Regions from separate parts of the Mus musculus genome. Here region 1 is linked to region 2. The links are chromatin loops, found by intact Hi-C in ENCODE. Cell type or tissue: left cerebral cortex. All regions are shown on one strand. Each heading gives the region's core, and the rest is flanking DNA. Links, peaks and the distances in the headings are about the cores only.

Region 1 (4,397 bases), core at 84-4,083, 200 kb before region 2:
TGCCTGGTTCTTATCACTGTGAATGGCTATTAGCTACTTACATAGTTGCAACCTGTACCATTGTAATGAATGATAGTAGAAATGCATGGTCCCCTAGACCTCTGTTCATTTACTTGGATAATAGTGTGGCACCAAAGCAGTGTCAGGAAATGTACTATAGATAGGAATGTATGTTTCATGTTCCTGTGTTCATCATATTCCTTAGTGTGCAGAAGGACAGACTGACAGCAGAACTCCTGAGGGACCTCAGAACAGTAAGCACCAGACAGCATACAAGTGAAGAAAGAACCTCCCCACATGATGTAGATGTATTGAAGGGTGTGTCATTTACAGAACCAGGCCTTTTCCACAAAATCTCATCTCTTTTGCTAAATAGACTATTGATTTGAAATCTGTTCTTTCTTAGTTTATAAAAAATAAGATGTAAAATTTCCATTTATGAAAGTAGTATTCATTTTAATACTATATACTATTAAATTAGTTGTTTTATGACATAGTCTTTAAATTAGAAAACGACTGTAAGTTCTTGAGGTTTCTCGGTTTATAGAAAGGCTATAAATGTGTTATACGTGTGGCAGACTCTACAAATATTCATTGTAATTTTTTTCAGCTACAGGAAACCAGTTGGCAATTGTAGAATTATACTTAGGAGCTACATAGCATAGCTGTTATAATCTACTGTTATAAATCTATATAAATCTACAACCTGCTAGGAAAGATGGAATCTCTTCCAACTTTTGACTGTAATAAATGATTTCAGTGGACTCTGGTCTGTCTCACAAATGCATTTAATATTTTCTGAACTGAGTCTTTCTTCTATGCCAGGTATGTTTCTAACTGCACGTGCAGGCTACTGATTGACTGACTGAGAAACAAATCATTCTTGCTAAGACATACTCAGCCCCAGCTACTACAAAGATGCATTCTGGGGCCAGAATTGGTCCTTTACTAACAAAGCTTGCTTTCTGCCAGTAGTGATACTTATAACGTGAATGAAAATTCACTGACCTATATTCTTCAGTTTAAATCCTTAAAAATTTAAATTAAAACTTTGTCAACAGTAATTCTAACCATACTGAGGCAAAAAGAGCGTTCCCTACAATCTGGCTGCACTAAATGTAATTCATAACTATCAGAAATCCGTTTTCTCTGCATAACTTTTAAGAACGCTCCTGATGTCTTGAAAATTCCATGCAATTTTCTTTAAAAGTTGGTTTGGAATGCCACTGTGCATCTTGAAGCCCACACACAGTGAGTTAAATTACAGCAAAGCGTATTTCTCAAGCACCATATAGTTGCAAATCCTTTATCCTCAAGTACATAGTAGCGGATTTTCTCCTTGAACAGTGAAGGAAGTTGAACTTGGGGGCTGTTTCAATTTAACACGTGATGTGCCTGCCTCATGCTTGTACCTTGGCTTGTCTTGCCTGGTGGTTTTCCGTCATTCATTCTTGCTTCCTATAAAAAGAATTAAGTATGTAACACCAATTATGAAACTGGACCCATATGATCACCATTTTCCAAGCCTCCTTTCCCTATCCTGGCTTCTGTGCAACTATTTCCTCTTCAGTGGGTGGGCTCATCTAAATGCAGAGGAGAGTGCTGGCTCTCAGTGTGGGTTTACACTCTCATCTCAGCCACCCAGCCTCCTCGGCTTTGAATTCATGCGCTACTCAGCTCACACTTGGGTATTCTCAGTGCCTCATTCTCCTTCCTACCTCGCGTGGCAACCATGACCAAGCCAGGCTCAATCTGTTCACAGAATATACCTTCAGTAAACTATTGATAACCCACCAGGCACCTAACTGTGTTCTCCATTTTTTTGATCCTGCCGTTCTGTCTTAGCCTACCAGACTGGCATGTCTGTCCATCCCCTCACCAGCCCAGCATAATGTACTCTTGGAAAAACAGGTGCCAGCCTCACAAGTATTCATTTACACCAGTGTAGTTTTCCTAATTGGAGTTGTCAGTGGACGGCATGAGGATTAGAAACTTCCTCATATGGGCAGCCGTGGGGAAATCTTTGTCACAAAACAGCTATAATGAACTTTCTAAAAATGCTTTTAGATGAGTAAATAAAACATATTCAATTGTGCATGCCTTTATTTGTTGTTGTAGGCTAGGTATCACAACATACATCTGTAGTCCATACTGGAGAGGTGGAGGCAGGAGGATCCCAGTTTTGAAGGAAGGTGGAGTTTACATAGTAAACCTTTATTTTTTTAAAGGCAATTAAAAGGTGAAAGAAAAGGAGAAGAATTGGATTCTTTATCCTGGCTTGTTTGAAGCCCTAAGATCAAAAGGAATGTTAAAATTTAAACATCCAGGTGCCCTGACTACCCTCAGGCATTGTTCATCATTAGGGGGCACCTTGGAACAATGCAGTCAGTGTACTTGAAGGCTAGCGTCAACCTGCTAGAGGGCATTGACCTGCAGCCCCCTTCTGTAGGAAGCTGCATGGCCTGTGCCTCAGCTTACCCCCACACCTAACAGAGGAGAGGCCCATTGCTGCTTATGTCCCTACAAGGTTTATTTAGTGCAGAGACACAACTCCAATGGCTCTCTCAGCGACATCCAACCAGGCAGAGCCTTTGCTTCCGTCTGTAGTGGTTTTTTTCACACACAATCGACATATGTCTGTACTTATCGTGGAGACAGGTTTGGGAAGTTAGCCAGAGGTCAGGTTCAGATGCAGAGAGAGGAGATTTCATTAGCTCTCTGCCCATTGTTGGAAGTTCCCACACAGCTTCAGATTGGACTTTAAAATAATCACGTAGGTATTAGGAGATGCATGCTTGTCCACAGCCAGTGACTGTGACCCTACTGACACTCAACCATCTGTTGAAGCTGGTGATGCAGGCGGGATTGGCTAGGCTCTGGCCTGAGGCCTCACTCACAGGACCAGGCCACTCTAGATTTCCTTCATTCTGAGATTCCCCAATTTATTTTCCTCCCACCGTTTTCCAGTAATGTACCATTGTAGCTTTGCTGCCCTGGAGAGACTGGCAGAGTGCTGGCTCGTCTCCCCCAGACAAACACTCGTATAAGAAAGTCTTGAGTTCGGCAAACACCTCAAAGCCTCTGGGTACGTTACCTAAGATCTTGCAGGCTGGGGCCGGCGTGACGAAGCAGAGTGAAACCTTTCTAGCTAACAGGCTTGGTAGTGGAGATGGCTGCAGGAATGTCACAGGATGTGCTATGGCTCCTACCAGGAAGTGTCTCTCAGTAGCGTGCCTCCCAGTTCTAAGGTCATGGCAGGCAGAAGTTCTGGTGGCATCAGAGGGGGTTGGGCTAGAAGGTTTCCAGCCTTACTGACTCTGAGAAAATGTTGGATCCTCTGAGGCCACCATCTCTCTATGAGGAAACTGGCCCACAGCTGGCCCCATGCTGTCCTCTCCCCCAGCCTGAGAGTCTTCTCCTTTTCCTGTGTGACTGTCATTTTTTCCCACTGTCTTCCTGCCTCATTCACGGTTTTTTCATGAAATTCACCTGACTTGAAAGGGTGAGAAACATGCTCTGTGTACAGGTAACTCTCATTATGTGATAATATTCTGCAATTTCATTTCCATGATGTAATGCATTTTCATCAACATGACAAGTCAAAACCAAATCTCCAAAATGAAATACATTTCAAATTAAGTGACTTATCATTACAGGTTTTAAAGTAAATTCTCATTACAATAGTAATGTAGATTTTAGTAGTATAGATATAAATATTTGACTAAGTGAAAAATGTATTTCCTTTAACCTAACTCTGTAGCTGAAACTTCCATATAAACTATCTTTGGTTCATAGCCAATAATTTTATTTTCTCTAAATTGGATCCCTACTAGTAAATTCTTGACAGTTGTTACAAAAAATGAAATTATAAAACTCGGTAAATCTGCCACTACATATGAAGGAATTGCTCTTGCATGTATCCTGGGGCCATGTAGGGATTTGAGATCAACATGCTAATGCCATTAGCATCTTGGGGTTTTATATTTGCAAATTAGTTTACTGAAAATATGTACACAATTTCATAATTTCATACTGGAAGATAAGTGAAAGTGGACACGTGTTTAGTGTGAGAATCATAGCCTGTGTTATATTTGACATTACTACATACATTAAAATAATTTGTTGTACTATTTTTTTCTTTTATTCTTTAGCCAGATTATTTTTGTAAGGAAAATCTTTTTAATAGATGGTTTCACTCACAAGACATTTTAAGAATAGAAGGGTTTTTAAAATGTTTTTAAATTTACATTAAAACAGTGAAGGATCTCTGGAGAAGCTGAACGTGAGTTTGGCTTGTGGTACGTGGTGTGTAATACCTTTTTTTGGCTGTCTTGAGACTACACAACTTGAGGGTAGAGATTTTATTCAGTGCAAATGATGCTATGAAATCTATGTTT
Region 2 (4,397 bases), core at 198-4,197:
AGCTCCCTCCTGTCATAGGAACTAGGTGACCTTTGAACTCTCAGCCAGCTGCCCAGTCGTATTTTGGAGCATCTCCCAAGATCAGAGCCTGGGGTCTGGGTGGCAGTGGGAAGCTGTGAAGATCCTGGAGGGAAGAAGGGACCTGCTCCCAAGATGCTAGAGGAGGAGATAACTACTACGAGTTTGAATCTAATCAGGGCACAGCTGTAAAGGCCAGCTCAATGGAGTAGGTAACTCCTGCTCAGAGTAGCCAGCCCCATTCATGATCTAAAACACTCCCAAAACAGTTGAAGTGGAGGGGATCTTGTGATGGATCCAGAAATCTGGACCCCTTGAGATTTAATAGAAAAAAGGATCTCCCACATCCAACTACTTTCTCCGTCTCCCCTCTTCTACACTACTTTGCTTTTCCAATCTACCCCTTGGTCTTATCATGTGACGTCATCTGACCATGCAAGGAAGGAAAGCACAGGCTTAAGTACCAGGCTGCTTGGCTTCATCTACAATCTCTGCCGTTCAATAGCATTTGGCCAGGTACTCAGTCATTTGACCTGCATGTACTCACCACAAGAAGGGATCAGATCATATTATTTATTTACCAAATTTTTGAAGGTTAAATTGGATAACAGGGAATTCTCAAAAAAGCCTTCAAGAAAGAGTCAATTTACTTAGTTGTGTGGGGGCATTGTCAGGCAGGATGCTAAAAACAAAGAAATCAACTAAGAGCAAAAGCCAGCTTGTGGTTGTCCTCTGGAAAGAGGGAACAGATATGTTACTGTACGGTGATGATCATGGTGGGAAACAGGGGTGCTGACAGGATCTCTCAGGCCCAGTTCAAGCCTATGCTCCATGTCTCAATGGGTCCATTCAGTTTCCTCAACTCCCCAGATCTTGCGCATCCTCCTGAGGGTCCTTTTATCCCTGCCACCCCAGTTGTCCTCTTCCCTGTCCCCACACTTCCACAAAACTCTTTCCCCAAAGCAGACTGAATATTGCATCTTCTGTGACATCTATAGCTCACTTATCTGAGTCCCTCACCAGAACAGGCCAGGAAATATCCCCGGACAACCTGTGTCTAGCACGCAGTAGGCCCTTAAAGCATTCTTGTAAAAGATGTTGATTCTGAATACCCCGAAGGTCTGGTGCATGGAACAAAACAGGAATTCCAGAAGAAAACACCATTTCTATTTTGTGTGCTTCCTATGAAAGATTGGCTACCAGATCTTTCTCTCTTTTGTGTATTGTTCTTATCCAGAACCCCATCCTTATTTTAGCTCTGAACATATTCTTGGTATTTTGTAAAAGTTAATAATAATGCATTTCCATTACATGTATTTGCCCCACAACTATCCCCAGATATATAAATCTGAGAGAGAGAGAGAGAGAGAGAGAGAGAGAGAGAGAGAGAGAGAGAGAGAGAGAGAGATGCCATGGATATTTATAATATTCGACTCACTCCAGAATGATTCTGAGATTCTGTTGGGTCAGCCATCTGGCCCCTGTACTACAGGCTGTCTTGTGTCTGACTGCAGTGTCTCCCAACCTTCTATCTCCTTATTTAATTGGGTGACAGCTTTGCTTTGGTGGTCAAATCCAGCCCCCAACCTGCTTGACCTTTTTCTCTCATGGAGAGCCAATCCTGAAACGGTTACATTGAGCACCGTCAAGGGGGTGGTTGCATGCCAGAGGTGGAGGATGGAGAGTGGGAAAGGGAGGAGAGAGGGGAGCTCCCAGCTGCATGACTGTCAGGGGCTTGTGGTGGGGGAAGCTGACAGAGTCAGGAGGTGAGAGAAGGCCCAGCTGCTCGGCAGCTATTTATAAGACTGTCATATGGGGAAGTGTGTCTGGCCGGCAGAAGCAAAAGGGGGGTGGCGGACTAAACTGGCTCCTTATTTAGCTTGATGACACACGCGCGCAGCCAAACTGTGAGAACCCACTCTGTGTAGAGACACCTGGTCAAGTCTGCCTCCGCCAGACTGGAAAGAACATTGACATTTCTCAATGAACTAAAAAATGGTACCGCAAATGGCTTTGCAGCAAGAACAGTTAAGTGGTTCTATAGACTTTTCTACCCCTGCTCAACCTAAGACATCCCACATCAAAGGAGCTGGCATCACCCTAGGCCCTGCACCCTGATGGCCAAGTAGAGCAGATGAGGAAAGAACAGACATGGAGGCTGTCTTCTCAAACTGGGCGAGAGCAGCCGTCAGCTGCAATTTTTTTTTTTTTAAATGAAACCAGCTAAGCAGCAAGAAACTGTGTCCGTTGGTCTCCTGCAATAGAGAGAGGTTAATAGCACGGCGCATTTGGGGTCTGTTTGGGGACCAATAGTATTTAATGTGTTTATTATTGATTTGGAGGAACCAGTGGGTAGTGAGTTGGTGAAGGCTGTTGAGGGCACTAAGTTATTTCACTTAGTAAACACCGCAGAGATTTGTAGGGAATTCAAGATGGATTTTCCATGGAGTTAAAGAAATTAGAAATGAAAATGTCTTGTAAGAAGATGTGCTCTGTCCCAGTAGGCCAGTGTGGAATTGTTACCAACAATAGGAGATATTTCCTGGAGTTTAATTCAACCTCAATTTTTAAATGCCTTAGAAGTGTTCACCTTCCCCAGGGAATAGGGAAGTTTTGGGTCTTCTCTACTACCTCTCTCAAGTTTTTCTCTTTAAATTCTTTCTACTATGCCTCCAGTTATGTCATGGGGATAAGTGTGTGTGTGTGTGTGTGTGTATGTGTATGTATGTGTGTGTGTGTACCACTGTCTATACAATGCAACAAAGGCTGACCTTCCTTTTTTGTTGTTGGTAAATTGCTTCATCATAGATTTCTTTCTGGTACCCAGATCCTTGAGGCCATTCCATTTCCTAAGTCTCCTTTTAGGTTTCAACAGTCACCTGATTGCCATGCCTGACAGATTGTCCCAAAAGTCTCATCTCCAGTTCCAAGGGGAAGAGAGAGGAATATTGTGAATGCGCTATGCAGATGTGTATTTGTGCAAAATATATGTTTGGCCAACCCAATGGAGCATGATTGACGATCAAAGTCTTAACAACTGTTTTCCTAGTGAGTACACCGAAGACGCCTTGCTCACTTGTTAACCGAGCTGACAACCAGCACCCAGTGTCCGAGTGTTTGCCCAACTGTACCCACGCTTAGCCTACGATTTCCTGGTAAACTCATTTGCTCTTGCAATTCCCAGAACAGAGAGTTCTAGCTTTCCTGGAATATTTCATGTTTTGAAATATTCTTGCGCATGCCTAAGGATGGAGCAGCTTAATAAGAGATTGTTTTTTGAATAAACAGAAATTGGGAAATATAATTGATATTTCTTATCCTAAGTTTCTGATTGAAAGAGAGAGGAACGTGAGGGGGGCGGAAAAGACACTTTGAGGATGAAATGTTGTTTGCTTGTCCAACACAATTCAGAGGACCCCGAATGTGTTACTCAATTGTTAATCCTTTTTCCCCTGTTACTAATACCTTTAGCTACAGCCTTTGACTTTCCCTACCCTACAGAGTCTCCACAAGGATAGATGAGGAAGATGAAGGAACAAATGTCTCCTTCCAACGGCATAGTGCATTAGCAGGGCTATATAACACTTGTATTCTAGCAGGCTAGCCTTTTATTTAGACGTCTCCCTGCCTTGCCTGGTTTTAATCACAAGGATGTCTGCTTCTCCTCATCCAAAATTTCAGACTTGAGGCATCATAGAGCCCTAGAGCCAGAGGAACCACGCAAGCTGCTTCGATTAACTCCCCTATTTCTGGATGCAGGAACAGAGAGATACAGGGTTGATGCTCTTTGTCTGAGTGCAGCATAAAGCATCTCACCCTTGAGTGGGAAGGTCAAGAAAAATATTCAGCAAATGCAGATTGGAGAATGGTCTCTTTTTTATAGGGGTCGAAGTCAATGGTAAGTGGAACCTGTCAGTTTGGTACCAAAACTAATGGATTCTTTCCCTGGAATGTGACTTCTCAGCCCCTGTGGAGGTTTAGAGGACAGACTAGGAGGCTTGGGAGAAGAACAGGATTTGGGGCAGTCCAACCAGCACTGGAACTCATGGTGTGACAGATAATCGTTACCAGATGATTCTTATAACAAAAATGAATAACATCCAAAAGTTCTTGTCAAAAGCACACTTATTTATGGACTAAGGCAAAACAATGAATAGCTTCTTATCTTGTGGAGTACTCCTAACCTACATTTTAAATCTATGTAGGATGCTATGATGTGTAGTGTTGGATGGCCCTGTTGGAGAGAGGCCTTTGTTCTGGAGGCGACAACCCCTAACTGTCAGTCATTGACTCCCTAGAAATAATGCTAAAGCTGGACAAGGTTGCTTTCCTGGAAATGGGCGACGGCTGATTCGTTTTATCCCCAGCTACGCTTTATC

What was found. Hi-C counts contacts between places; a loop is a spot of excess contacts. Peaks named below come from ENCODE experiments on the same cell type or tissue, not always from the same donor. Only the 100,000 strongest peaks of a DNase experiment are listed, where the experiment ranks them.
Region 1: it touches region 2 in a loop (2.2-fold over the local background); 1 of 42 quality-filtered maps calls a loop at or near these places.

The regions. Positions count from the first base shown.
Region 1 is chr17:63,206,589-63,210,985 of GRCm38, reverse strand. All of the region lies in intron 7 of Fbxl17 (F-box and leucine-rich repeat protein 17), which reads left to right. Among named protein-coding and RNA genes, the nearest start is that of Gm41607, 89 kb to the left of the region's middle. In left cerebral cortex, for the core only: no CTCF peak of the experiment used is centred there; a DNase peak (open chromatin) is centred at 1,611; H3K27ac peaks cover 612 bases.
Region 2 is chr17:63,009,840-63,014,236 of GRCm38, reverse strand. No RefSeq gene overlaps it. Among named protein-coding and RNA genes, the nearest start is that of Gm34230, 14 kb to the left of the region's middle. In left cerebral cortex, for the core only: no CTCF peak of the experiment used is centred there; DNase peaks (open chromatin) are centred at 1,045 and 1,863; H3K27ac peaks cover 1,572 bases.